2 separate regions of the Homo sapiens genome follow, and region 1 is linked to region 2. The links are chromatin contacts, found by Hi-C or POLR2A ChIA-PET in ENCODE. All regions are on one chromosome and are shown on one strand. The core of a region is the stretch at or near the end of the contact, and the rest is flanking DNA. Distances in the headings are between cores, read along the strand shown. Region 1 holds the start of TDP2 (tyrosyl-DNA phosphodiesterase 2). Region 2 holds the start of H4C1 (H4 clustered histone 1).

Region 1 (7,102 bases), core at 3,044-5,543, 1.4 Mb before region 2:
GTGATCAATAAATACTGAGGGAACTCAGAGACCAGTGCCCATGCAGATCCTCCGTATGCTAAGCGCCGGTCCCCTGGGCCCACTTTTCTTCCTCTATACTTTGTCTCTCCGTCTTATTTATTTTCTCAGTCTCTCGTCCCACCTGAAGAGAAATACCCACAGGTGTGGAGGGGCTGGCCCCCTTCATCTTACCACCAGAGAGAAAAAGCCAAGTGATTCCATGCCTGATCAAAGATGTTATTTCCTTTTTATGAAAAGCATTAAAACCAGAAAGGAGAAATTATTAGCTCTTTATTTCTGTCAAATCTTCTGTTTCATAGCTGAATTTAAAAATATATATACTATCATAGACAAAGGTGTTTGCTCATCACATCAGGCCCCTTACCTATCCGGCACACACACCTTTTTTTCCAAGTTTAAAGATATCCAACTATAACTCAATCTACCTCATAAAACTGTAAACACAACCCCTACTTTCCTCAACAGGTGGACTGTCATGGGTGATGTATGGGGAGAGCATGATGGTGTCATTAATCATAGCTTATACTTACTGAGCTCTATATGCCAGGCACAATTCCAAGTGTTTTACATCTATTAGCTCACTTAATCCTTACAACAACCCCATGAGGAAGGGGTTGCACAGATAAAGAAACTGAGGCAGAGAGAGGTTACACAGTTACTAAATAGCACAGGTAGACTCAGAACCATATTACTATCCCCACTGCACAAAGAAATTGAGGCAGAGAGAAGTTACACAGTTACTAAATAGCACAGGTGGACTTATAACCTTTGCATTTTGGCTCCAGAGTCCATGCTCTTATTCACTATGCCATCCTTTCCTCCTCTGTTTCATTGTAATCCAATTCCATATTGATATAGTTTGGATGTTTGTCCCCTCCAAATCTCATGTTGAGATATAATCCGTAATGTTGGTAGTGGGGTCCAGTGGGAGGTGTTTGGGTCATGGAGGCAGATCCCTCATTAATGTCTTGGTGCTATCTTCACGATACTGAGTTCTTCTTGCAAGATCTGGTTGTTTAAAAGTATGTGGCACCACCCCACCCCCTTGCTCCTGCGCTCTCCATGTGATACCTGGGCTCCCCTTTCCCTTCTGCCATGATTGAAATCTTCCTGAGGCCCAGCAGAGGCTGGGGCCATGCTTCCAGTAGAGCCTGCAGAACTGTTAGCCAATTAAATCTCTTTTCTTTATAAATTACCCAGTCTCAGGTATTTATAGCAACACAAGAACCTAATACAAATATCTCTGCAATTTATGCAACACCCACAATATTTAATATTTAATGCAGCAAGAAAAACCAGGCAACTGTATTAAAAATTTCCTTTTGGAAAAATGAAAAGGGAAATAAACTCTAAAACGTTGCTGTACAGAAATACTAAGGGAACAGAAAGGGACTGGCAAACTTTAGGGGCATGATTTGTTGACTTCATTCCTAAGCAGAGGAGGAAGTGCTTTTGTCAGTATATCTGGTGTCTTAGGTTTTATGTGTTAGGCCAGTGCTCCTCAATTTTAAATCACCTGGAGATCTTGTCAAAATACAGATTCTGATTCAGTAGGTCTGGGTGAGACCTAAGATTCTGCATGTCTAACAAATTCCCGAGTAGCAGTGGCACGCTGCTGGTCCAGAGTCCACACTCTAAATAACAAGGCTCTGGGACACGGGCTTTCAATGCTGGCTCTGCATTAGAATTACCTGCACAGCTAATAAAAAAAAAAAAAAAAGCCAATAAGGAATAATGGGCCCCACTCAAGACTAATGAAATTAGAATCTCTGGTTTTTTTTTTAAATTCCCCAGATAATTCCAATATGCAGCTAAGATTCAGCATAGCTGTTTTAAGAGGATTTCCCTTGTCTCTCATCAGAGACACTGAAGATAGATTCTAATGTAGGGGACTAAATCACTTTAGTGTTCAATTTCAATTTTTGTTGATATCCCAGGAATTCACTCCAGAATTGAGATTCCTGCGCCATTCATTTAAGACAGCCAATGCCCTTGCTCAGCAGGGTTGAGTTTTTCTGGTCATAAAATCTTCCAATCAATTTTTTTTTCCCTTTCATTTTTGCTAAAGCCAACATCAAAAATCTAATCAGGTCACAGGCCTTAGAAACACGCTGAAGTTTGCCCCTTCCCCATTTTTCTCTCTTGAGCAAACTAAACTTTAAAACCTCACTCTCATTCATACTTGACCTGAGTTCTGAGAGACAAGAGACCACAGCCTAATCAACACCTTTGCTTGTTTTTGCCAATTTACCATTCCGGGGTAAGAGAATCCTAATAGCCATGACACCATTGATCAGCTTGATCCGCATCTTTTCTGAGGGCCTATTACAGGAAATCCACTTATTTTGTTACTATTTATTGGTTACAATATAGTCTGTTGCAACCAACAGACATTAACTCAGGTTGGTTTGACCAAAACAGGAGAATTTATAAGGAAACAAACATGTCACAGAGCCTGGTACAGAAATACAGCCATGTTTAAGGAAGGGCAGTTAAGGGCTTTCTCTCAATCCTACACTTCAACTTCCCTCTGCTTCATTGTCTCTCTGCAGACCTCTGTTCTCAGCTTCTCTGTACACAAAAAAAGATATGTATGAATCCTCACAGGTGCTAAGTTAACATGTTACAGTTCCAGCTCCATAGGAAGACTCAGACTTGACTCTCTTGGTCCTAATTCTGAAACCAAGGAGAGGATCTGACTGGCCAGTTTGAGCTAGGCAAACACCTCCTAGTCCAACTTGCTCTGGTTAGTAAAACGGGAGCCAGAGACAAATCACTGTGGGTGAGTAAACAATTCCCCAACAAGAGGCAAGACAGAGAAAGGAACCTAAAGAAAATATCTTATCACATCTGTAAGCCAGTGTAGCTGAAAAGACCAAAGGGAAAATAAAGTCTCCACTATGAACAGTCAATTTTACAGGTTGTACATATAGCTGGGAGAATTTTATACATTCAGTAAATATTTATTGGGAGCTTATTATGTGTCAAATGTTGTGTCAGACTTTGGGAAATTAACAATGTACAAAACAGATACTCCTTACTAGATGTGCAGTCTAGTAGGAGACATAAAATAATGAACAGCAATTATAATACGGACTAAGGTATTGTAACAGGGGTCATGCAGGATGCTATAAGAGTACCTAAAAGGGGACTCTTACCCAGACTTAGGACATCAGGAAAAGCTTCCTAGAGATAAATCATGTCTCAGCTTGGGGCTTTAAGACAAATATTAGCAAGGAAGGGAAAAGAAAAAAATTCCAGGCACAGGTAATAAAGATCTTTACGAAGTTTCAAAGACAGGAGAAAATGACCCGTTGGAAAAAAGTAAAAGTTTGATAGGCCTGGAACCTGGAAAGGCAGGTTCTAAGTTATGGAGCCAAATAGTAGAGGGCCTTGTAAGGCAGCTACACTTTTTAAGTGCAGGAACTGGAGAGGGGCACTGAAATAACAGGAGTAGGTGTGCATTAAAAAAAAATAACAACAACAACAAACCTGTTATTCTGGCCGGTCAGCCTAGGGCCTAGAATAAATAAACAATACAGGAAGCAAGGAGACTTCCAAGTTGCCATTTTTCGATAGAAGGTTTAGCCTTCGTTCATTTGTTTCAAACCTCTCGCTTACTTATTTCCTTTCATTTGAGTTAAACATTACATTTCCATCTTTTCCTCCCTGGACCCCAAATCACGTTCGAAGCGACAGTCTGGTGCAGTGTTAGATCCGCTGCTGGGGCGCAACTCCGCGCAGCAGCAGCAACGCAAGCCCTGCTCCTCTGGCTACGCAGCTTGGAGATCTGCCTCAGCATCGTCCGCCCAGCTCCACGGCAGGTCCCAGGACGCGCAGGGCTACCTGGTATCAAACTGCCTCCGTGCGGACTGGCTCCCGCTCCCCTCATCACTTACTAGGTCTTGGGCTCAGAGATGGTTTCAGGTCGGCGTTCCAAGGCGCTCTCCTCCACCGGAGGCTCGAAGTAGGAGTTCAGAGCCCTCTGAAAAACAAAGGCACAAGGGATGAGGTTTGTGCGCTCCACCGACCTAGGTAATGGAGCCGGAAGCGAGGACAGCGAAAGCGTACTTCCATCTCCCAGTCGTTCTCGGCCAGGAAGCACTGAGCCACTGCGGCATCGCAGCTTGCGACCGAGGCAAACTCCACACACAGAAGTCGCCGCTTTTTCACCTCAGGCTCGCCCTCTTCCTCCGCCGCCTCCCTCCCGCCCTCCAGGCAACTCCCCAACTCCATCTTCCTGCCGCCTCTGCACCGCCCCTTTAAGCGGAACAGGAGGCCAACGCGCGGCTCTGCGCAGGCGCCTGTGTCATGGCGCTCCCGCATCAACCGCCCGGCGGGGAAATGCGCTGCTCTCGGAAAACTGGTGCAGCTGCGCCGCAAGGGAGCCGCCGGGGCGGTGGGTGCGAAGCGCGCATGCGCGCTTCGTCACAAGGGTGCGAGGAAAGTCAGTGAGCAAATCGCGGACCACCGGGGCTGCCAGCTCGCCTGACTCCCGGCCTCTTGCGCTCCTAGGGGCGGAGAAGGGTGCGGGCTCTTCGCCCTTTGTGTCCTCCTTCTTTCACTAACTTCTGGACTTTCCAGCTCTTCCGAAGTTCGTTCTTGCGCAAAGCCCAAAGGCTGGAAAACCGTCCACGATGACCAGCATGACTCAGTCTCTGCGGGAGGTGATAAAGGCCATGACCAAGGCTCGCAATTTTGAGAGAGTTTTGGGAAAGGTATGGGAAAGGTAGGGGAGAAGCCGTGGCTTCTAATGAAGGAAAAGAAAGCACCGTGCTTGGTGCCGTTGTGAGCTTTGAATAATTATCTCTTGTTAGGTTGTGTTCTAGTACGCCTGTAAATTCACCTTAGTAATAATGATTATTACTTTAATGGAGCCCCTAAATATGCTGGGTCGAACGCGTAAGTTCTCTATCTAAACATAGATAAGTATGGTTATGACTCGTGGAGACAGTTCCAAGGCTGGGAGGGACTTTGGAGTTTGATCCTTCAACCAACAAACGTCTGCATTGCTCCAGAGAAGAGTAAGAGAAACCTCTGCATTTAAGGCACATTACAGTCTAATTCTCTAGGCTCTAGAAGATTAGAAGATAAATAATTGCAATAAGGTACAAAAGCCAAGTGCTTGGTAGAGTGGTGAACGAAGGGAGAAGTTGTTCCTCTGTAGTGGTTTGGGAAATTTCTCAAAGGCACCCAACTCCTGAAGAAGTAAGTTAGCCCTTGGAGGAAGACTGAGTGCTTTTCTGAGACCAGCACTCACAAAGCCCGAAGGTGTTTGTTTGTTTTTGTTTTTTTAGGATGAGGTTTCGCCCTTGTTGCCTAGGCTGGAGTGCAATGGCGCGATCTCGGCTCACTGCAACCTCCACCTCCCTGGTTCAAACAATTCTCCTGCCTCACTCAGCCTCCCGAGTGGCTGGGATTACAGGCATGCGCCACCATGCCCAGCTAATATTGTACTTTTAGTAGAGACAGGGTTTCTCCATGTTGGTCAGGCTGCTCTCGAACTCCCGACCTCAGGTGAAACGCCTGCCTCCGCCTCCCAAAGTGCTGGGATTACTGGTGTGAGCCGCCACGCCAGACCTTGAAGGTGTTTGTTGTTGTTGTTGTTTTGAGATGGAGTCTTGCTCTGTTGCCCATGCGGGAGTGCAGTGACACGATCTCGGCTCACTGCAACCTCCGCCTCCTGGGTTCAAGTGATTCTCATGCCTCAGCCTTCCAAGTAGCTGGGATGATTACAGGCATGCGCCACCAAGCCTGGCTAATTCTTTATTTTTATTAGAGACAGGGTTTCATCATGTTGGTCAGGCTGGTCTCAAACTGCTGACCTCAGGTGATCCACCTGCCTTGGCCTCCCGAAGTGCTGGGATTACAGGCATGAGCCACCATGCCCCGCCAAAAGCAGGGATTTACTGAAAATGAAAGGACACTCCTGTGTTTGGGGTGTGGAGCAGCAGCTCAGGGGCCCTAATACCCCATTGAAGTCTCCTATTGGCCACTTGGTACTCATCTCATGTAAATGAAGTGGTGACCCACAATTGGCTGTGAAAAGCAACCAATGAAAGGCTAAAGTGAAGTTACAAAGTTGCCCTTATATGCAAACGAAGACGTGGCGTGCAATCAGATGGTGAAGTTACATAGTTACACTCCTATGGGAAGATCTGATTGGTTGCAGAAAGAATAATTTTTTTTAAGGGATAACTTACTTCTTAGCGTAATTTTGCTTTTTGCAACCAATCAGAGGTACTTTCAATTTCCCATCTGCCACACAGAAAAGGTGGGGGTTTGGAAAGGGAGAAGCCTCTGGTTCTTTTGTTACTTGGTGTGGGAAGTTAGGGTTTTACTTTCAATTTAGTTCTAGGAAGTCAGCGTGAAACAGCCCTAGGTTCCCTGCCTCCAGATCCGATTCTCCTGCCTCGCTTGTAAGAAAATCATGCTCCATAAGAAGCATTTATAACTAAACCTTGTGAACCCCAAAAATTTGAGACAGGTATCAGTTAATTTAGAAAGTTTATTTTGCCAAGGTTGAGGATGCGCACGCAGTGACACAGCCTCAGGAGGTCCTGACAACATGTGCCCAAGGTGGTCAGAGCACAGCTTGGTTTTATGCGTTTTAGGGACATATAAGACATCAATCAATATATGTAAAATGAACACTGGTTGGGTTCGGAAAGGCGGGACAACTTGAAGCGGGAAGGGGGCTTCCAGGTCACGGGTAGGTGGGAGACAAATGGTTGCATTCTTTTGAGTTTCTGATTTACCTTTCCTAAGGAGGCAGTCAGATACACATTTATCTCAATGAGCAGAGGGATGACTTTGAATAGAATGGGAGGCAAGTTTGTCTTAAGTAGTTCCTAGCTTGAATTTTCCTTTTAACTTAGTGATTTGGGGGCCCAAGATATTTTCCTTTACATTTGCCCCCTTTTCTTTTTTTTAAAAAAAATTTTTTTTTGGAGAAAGCATTTTAGAAGAAAAATGAGTCTTTGGTCCCAGATTTCATCTGATCGCTCATGCTAGGATGGTTTATTCCTAGACAGGTAAGTCCCAAGTTATTAGGAAAGCTAATTTTTAGAAGGCTGTGAAC
Region 2 (7,151 bases), core at 611-3,110:
AAGAGAAAGACGTCTCATAGAAAATGTTTCTGAGTAATAGTGTAATCCTACTATGTTTGAGATGCTTTGTAGATTTCAATAACACTCCTAAGTCAATTAAAGCATTACAAAGGAATCCAATTCTTGTGAAAGGTTTCAGAAATTCCCGTAAAGGGTACATTTCCGGAGAGGAGGTGAGCAGTATTCCCTCTTTTTTTTTTTTTTTTTTTTTTTCCTAAAGAGCTGAAGGTTATACGGAATTGGGGAATTATAATACCTTTGGAATCAATGCCTTGTTTTATGGAAAATAAACACAGCCTTCAGGTTATGAAAACCAGATGTAGAAGAGGACAAGTTTAAAAAATTAAAGTCCAAGCCGGCGCAGTGGGGCTCCCCTGTAATCCCAGCTACTCTGGATGCTGAGGCGGGAAGATCCTTTGAGCCCAAGTTTAAGACCAGCTTGGGGAACAAAGCAAAAGTAAAATAAAATAATAGTAGTAATAAAATACCACTTAAATAATCATCTGTAGAGTTGGAATAGAATATAGTAGCCGGTGAAACTGCACGATTGTTGCTGGCTTAAAGATAGACCAATCAGAGTGTGTAACGTCATATTTAGCGTCTTCTATCATCCAATCACTGCACTTTACACACTATAAATAGAGCAGCTCATGGGCGTATTTGCGCTAGTGTTGGGTGTTCCGCTGTGCTGTTTTTCCGTCATGGCTCGCACTAAGCAAACTGCTCGGAAGTCTACTGGTGGCAAGGCGCCACGCAAACAGTTGGCCACTAAGGCAGCCCGCAAAAGCGCTCCGGCCACCGGCGGCGTGAAAAAGCCCCACCGCTACCGGCCGGGCACCGTGGCTCTGCGCGAGATCCGCCGTTATCAGAAGTCCACTGAACTGCTTATTCGTAAACTACCTTTCCAGCGCCTGGTGCGCGAGATTGCGCAGGACTTTAAAACAGACCTGCGTTTCCAGAGCTCCGCTGTGATGGCTCTGCAGGAGGCGTGCGAGGCCTACTTGGTAGGGCTATTTGAGGACACTAACCTGTGCGCCATCCACGCCAAGCGCGTCACTATCATGCCCAAGGACATCCAGCTCGCCCGCCGCATCCGCGGAGAGAGGGCGTGATTACTGTGGTCTCTCTGACGGTCCAAGCAAAGGCTCTTTTCAGAGCCACCACCTTTTCAAGTAAAGTAGCTGTAAGAAACCAATTTAAGACAAAAGGGAATGCATTGGGAGCACTTTTCGTTTTAATGCTACTGAAGGCTTCAAAACCAATCGATTTCGGCCGGTCGCGGTGACTCACGCCTGTAATTCAAGCACTTTGAGAGGCTGAGGCGGGCGGATTACCAGAAATCAGGAGTTCGGGATCAGCCTGGCCAACATGGCCGAATCCCGTCTCTACGAAAAATACAAAAACACGCCGGGCGCGACGGCGAGCGCTTGTAATCCCAGCTACACTCTGAAGGCTGAGGCAGGAGAAACACTTGAACCTGAGAGGCAGAGGTTTCAGTGAATCGAGATGGCTCTAATGTACTCCAGTCTGGGCGACAGAGAGATTCGGTTAAAAAAAAAGTTCGACTTAAAATAATTCTGGAGTCAGAATGGGTTTACATTTAATTCTTAACCCAGTTCCTCAAAGCCTGTAGCTCTGTTAAGAAAATAAAGGCCATTGGTCAAGCCTGCTTGGTCCCACCCTCATCTCCCCACCCTCCCCCAATCGCTGCTCCCGCCATTTCCTGGGGCTTGGAGGAGGGGTTAAAGGAGCGGACTGTAGGCGTCACATTTCCCGCCTGCGCGCTTTTCAGTCTCAGTGTCCGCTGGAGGTGGGGGCAGGGGTAACGTAGATATATAAAGATCGGTTTCCTATTCTCTCACTTGCTCTTGGTTCACTTCTTGGGAAGTCATGTCTGGACGTGGTAAGGGCGGGAAGGGTTTGGGTAAGGGGGGTGCCAAGCGCCACCGCAAGGTGTTGCGTGACAACATCCAGGGCATCACCAAGCCGGCCATCCGGCGTCTGGCCCGGCGTGGCGGTGTGAAGCGGATCTCTGGTCTGATCTACGAGGAGACTCGCGGGGTGCTCAAGGTGTTTTTGGAGAACGTGATCCGTGACGCTGTCACCTATACGGAGCACGCCAAGCGCAAGACAGTCACTGCCATGGACGTGGTCTACGCGCTTAAGCGCCAGGGACGCACCCTTTATGGCTTTGGCGGTTAAGGTTGCTGATTTCTCCACAGCTTGCATTTCTGAACCAAAGGCCCTTTTCAGGGCCGCCCAACTAAACAAAAGAAGAGCTGTATCCATTAAGTCAAGAAGCTCAATGTGTAATTAAGATGAATGATACTGAGCTGACATCCTAAAAAGGAAAGATTAGGGGAACTCCAAGTTTGCCCTCCACTCACTACATATGGGTAGGGGAGCAACGATATTCCAACTCTGAAGAAAGAGTGGAAAAAAAGTAGTGTTAAAAATTTGTATTAGTTTCCAAGGGACAAAGAAGCGCTGCCCAATCAATGAGGGCCATTCGTAGCTGTCAACCAATCAGAACTGATGAGCTAATATTTCCTGAGGCAAGCCAGGGAGCCGGAGGGGAAGCTAAGAAGCTTATTGAGAAAAAACAAAAACCCTGTTTTAGGAAAAAAAAAAACCATCTTTTAGCGATTATGAAATAAAATCACAGAGACATTTAAGTATCCCTCAATCATGTACTGAGAGCAATACTAAATTTATCGCCACCAATACAGTTTTACTCTATTAAAAAGACCCTGAAAATTGAAACCCTATTCAGACTCCTGGAATACCCAGGACACTAAATTCAGGGGAGATTAAAATCTGTTTTAGAGAGAAAAGGCACCTTTTTCAGTGTTACCGCGGCCTTCAGCAGTTAACCTTTTTTTTTCCCCCTTTACGCAGAAATGGAAATTTGGGTGATAGAAATATTCCGAAATTAAATTGTGATGATGGTTGTACAACTAAGAAAACACGGTAAAATTCATTGAACTGTACCTAAAGTGGGCAAATTTTGTGGTACATTAAATATCAATAAAGCTGATTATATACATACACATATATTTTTATATATGCAGAGAGAGAAATGATGCAAGCAGGGTGGTAGGACATGAGGTTGGTAGCATAGGCAATGTTGGTCTGTGAAGGGCCACCTGTGCTAAACCTGGAAGCCTGGGGTTTGTCCAGTCAAGCCATGGTAGCCATAGTTTTAAAGGATGTTCCTGATGCAGTTATGTGTTCCAGTTAAGTACATCTAGCTTCAGAACTCAGCTGGAAAAGGGATGTGAACTTCAGGTTAGCTGATAGGGAAATATCTTACTCTCATCTGAGTAAATATTCACAAATGCCTCTCATTGTGCTCTTTTTGGTACCATTGTTATAGGACTGATTTCAGCCTCACGATGTTAGCTTCAGTGATGGATGTCTCTTTATTTTGAGGTCCTGTTTTCCACCTGACAGTTTTCATCCAGGATTTCTTGAGGAATTACACAAGTACCCAGCTTGGCTTAATTTAAAACTGACAATGGAGAGAATTCATAGCTGCATTCTGGATAGTTTCAGGAATCAGAGGAGCAAAAATGAGCCTGGTATGGAGGGTGGGTCATTTTATGTCTTTCTTAGTTGGTATTTTAAAGATATTTATTGATCTCATATGCCAGATATTGTTGAAATCATTGGGGTACATAAGTTAGAAAATTTTAATTCCCTTTCCTGAATTCCAGAGTCAATGTAGAGGGGTGTGTGGATATCGATTACCCATATGGGAGGTATAGTCGTTGTAACAATAAGCCACGACTAGCTCCTGTTACGTTTTGCCTGGCCTTTCATAGCATTGCTATGTTCATAGCATTGCTGATATGTCATACTCATCTTAGGCATACCCACCACCACCTTGGGCCTTCTTCAGTCCTAACACTCATGCAGTCCTTGTTCAGAACAAAGATAATGTTGCTTAATTTGCAACCCCTAGACTATCCCCCAGATTTTCTAAAGAGAAACTGCACGCTGATTGCTTCAGGCAGTGGCAGGTCAAGGAATGAGATGGGGAATTGATTGTGTTAGCATTCTGGTGGGCTTAGTGGAGAGCCTGGAGACTTACATAGAAAATTCACACATCCTTTCATTCAACAAACCTCCATAAACTACCTGTTAAACGTCAGCCCTGTTCAAGGTGCTAGGGATACTTCTGGGACAAAACAAAGTCCCTACCTTCAAAAAATATATTCCAGTTGGGGGAGAGAGAACAAACACAAAATAAAATATATCTAGTTATATGTATTTTTTGTTAAATATATTATTACATATATAATTCTAGGTGGGGAAATGTTATATATATATGCTATTGAGGATAGTCAACTATATATATATATGCTAAATGAGCAGAAAAGCTTATTTTACAAGGGATGATTATGGGAGGTCTCTTTCGTAAGGTTGGTATTTGAGGAGAGGCTTGAATGAAATGAGATCTAGAGCCATTCAGATATCCAGGACAAGACCCTTCTAGGGAGAAAGAATAGATATAAAGGTGCTGATGCTGGAAATGCTTGGTCCATTCCAGAAACAGCAAGGTCAGTGAAGAGAAAGAACTGCGAAGAGAATGAGGTCAGAGGGTAGCCAGAGTACAGATCTAGTAGGTTGAGCAGCTCATCCTAGTTTGCTTGGAACTTTCTAAGTTTCAGCACTGTAAGTCTTACACCCTGAGAAACCCCTGAGAGTCAGGCAAACTGTAATGGTTGGTCATCTTACTTGTAGGCTATGATAAGGATGCTGGTTTTTATTATGAAGGTGATGGAAAGCCAGTGGAATCTTTTCAGCAGACAGTGGACATAATACCTTCAAAAAGGATCACTGTTGATGCTGGATAGAGAAAAAACTGTATGACAGGGGGATTAAAAGTGAAAACAAAGACCAGTTTGGGGTCACTGTGGTCATTCAGACAAACCGCCATGGCAGCTTGCTCCTAGAGAAGCAGCAAAGAAAACAATGAAAGGTATTCTGATTGATTTTCAACAGAGCTGACTGCATTGGGTGAAAGTTGTAAGAAGCTCAGGACAAACAATATTGCACAATTCCTGGCCCAAGCTGCTTGAAGAATGGAGTTCTATTGATTGACATGACAAATATCAGAGGAAGAACAGACTTGGTGTTTACGTATAAACATATTTTGGACAAGTTCGAGATGCCCATTATTCAATTAGATACATCAAATATGCAGTTGTATATGAGTCTAGAGATTTAAGGTCAGGGAGATGGTTTATAATTGCAAACACTTATTTAGAGACACAGTTTCACTCTTGTCTCCCAGGCCTAAGTGTAATAGCGCGATCTCAACTCACTGCAACTTCTGCCTCCCGAGTTCAAGCTATTCTCCTGTCTCACCCTCCCGAGTAGCTTGGATTACAGTCGCCCGCAACCATGCCCAGCTAATTTTTTTTTTTTTTTTAGTAGAGACGGGGTTTCACAATATTGGCCAGGCTGGTCTCGAACCCCTGACCCCAGGTGATCCACCAGGCTCAGCTTTCCAAAGTGCCGGGATTACAGGCGTGAGCCACCTTGCCGGGCCTATATTTCTTAAGCTCTATGTTTCGTTCTGAAGCTTGAAGTGGGTGGAAGCAAACTGATAGAATTTGGAGAGGTGGTTAGGCATCCCGGGAATGAGAAACAGCCCGAAGCTGCCACTATCACAGGCTTTGGCATTGCTAGAAGTTAACGTGGCACTTACAGCTAGGCCGTGGTGTTCTGTTGAACAAACTATTTGACAGAGCACAGAGCATGTAAGTGGTGAGGCCAGTTGAGTTAGCCAAGAAAAGAGGAGTCCAAGAACTGAGCCAGAGTACACCAGAGTATGTAGTGGAGTACAGCTTTCTCATTCTTTAGTAGGGCTGTGTAGAGAAATACTCTATTTTATGGATGTATAGATCACTCTAGTCCTTTCTGATGAAAACTTTACAGTTGCCACTCATTTACTATTACAAACAATGCTGCACTACATTATGTTTCAGTTTTTAGCCATCTCATCTGGTCTCAGCATTTATTTATCTGCTGATGACTCACACATTTTTATCTCCAGCTCAGACCTCTCACCCGAACTCACTTATTCAACTGCCTATTCACTATATCCTCCTGTCAGGAGAAGCTTGTTAGCAAAGTAACCAGAAAACAAAGTTGATTTTTTTTGCTGAAGTAGCCATCAATATATTTGTTACTAAATCAAAGATGCTGAATATTTGGCTGACTTCTAAAAATCTGGTCACCTAACTTTGACACTTCCTAGGTCGTACAGTTTGAAACTTTCACAATTAAATCAGTTTTGGAATTTACAATTTAAGGCAGGAATAGAAGACTATTGGGTTGACAGGTACAGTGAAGATGCAAGTCATCTGAGAATCTTACATCAGAGGGGGCTTCCATCTTATAGCTGCTGCCACGGACCTCGGAGTCAGAAGAAATTTGAGTCCTTATTTATAAAACAGACTCCCTTAGTCTACTAAGTGGGAATTTACGAACTGCGTAGGCAGCCTGCTTAGGGGAGCCTCCAGCCTGAGGACTGAAAATAGCAAAGCAGCTTTAACCGCCAGTCCTACTCCAGAGAAGGGGGAGGTGACGTCACTCAGCAGGACGCCAAGCTCAACTAGAAATGGAAGTAAAGGCTTCTGGCGCTACCGGCAGGGGGCGGTTAAGGACGGCAGGTGTTACCAGGGAAGCTAAAAGTACAGCTTTTGCTGACGTTAAGTCAGATACGCCTGGGAAAACAGACCTGACACCCATTTTAATCCACCTACTCAGTTCCAGGCAGCTAGCATCTTAGGCTCTCGTACAAATAACGCACAACTCGTTTTTAAAACTAAAAAGCTGAGCTACTCATTTATCGGACTCGCGCTGCACGTTAAGTTGCTTGACATGTCAAAACTATAGCATTGAAGTTTATAGCTCACTTATCTCGGAGACCTCGTTTACTTAGCTGATTTCTGCTTTAGCAGCCACTCAGACCAAACAACCTGGTCTCTCCCAACTGGTTTATAATAGTTCTACATACTAGGCAGAATAGCCGAGTAAAGCCATTGAGATGTTACCATCCGAAAGAATACAATCACAGCTCTTTCTGAGAGGGAGTGGGCGGCCCTGAAAAGGGCCATTGGAAGAAAACTGACGAAAAG

The links. A loop is a pair of places that touch in the nucleus more often than their neighbours do. ChIA-PET counts read pairs that join two places held with the same protein, here RNA polymerase II (POLR2A). Pooled maps may share reads with other maps.
Region 1: a pooled map shows a loop between it and region 2 (7-fold over the local background). The contact joins the promoter of TDP2 here to the promoter of H4C1 in region 2. A Hi-C loop is called at or near these places in 6 of 50 pooled maps. POLR2A ChIA-PET finds 5 or more read pairs at or near these places in 3 of 52 experiments (CD4-positive, alpha-beta T cell, OCI-LY7 and T-cell).

The regions. Positions count from the first base shown.
Region 1 is chr6:24,662,606-24,669,707 of GRCh38, forward strand. It overlaps TDP2 (tyrosyl-DNA phosphodiesterase 2), which reads right to left and starts at 4,294. Exons shown (of 7, transcript NM_016614.3): 1 at 4,093-4,294; 2 at 3,921-4,006. The coding sequence starts at 4,257. ACOT13 (acyl-CoA thioesterase 13) reads left to right here and starts at 4,472. Exons shown (of 3, transcript NM_018473.4): 1 at 4,472-4,739. The coding sequence starts at 4,659. It overlaps LOC124901279 (a long non-coding RNA gene), which reads right to left. Exons shown (of 2, transcript XR_007059509.1): 2 at 6,512-7,102. RefSeq lists enhancers at 3,340-4,012, 4,013-4,684, 4,216-4,510.
Region 2 is chr6:26,019,789-26,026,939 of GRCh38, forward strand. It overlaps H4C1 (H4 clustered histone 1), which reads left to right and starts at 1,861. Exons shown (of 1, transcript NM_003538.4): 1 at 1,861-2,262. The coding sequence starts at 1,891. The coding sequence ends at 2,202. It overlaps H3C1 (H3 clustered histone 1), which reads left to right and starts at 663. Exons shown (of 1, transcript NM_003529.3): 1 at 663-1,170. The coding sequence starts at 702. The coding sequence ends at 1,112. H4C2 (H4 clustered histone 2) reads right to left here. Exons shown (of 1, transcript NM_003544.3): 1 at 7,108-7,151. RefSeq lists enhancers at 175-991, 992-1,808, 1,326-1,425, 1,456-1,505, 1,809-2,624 and 4 more.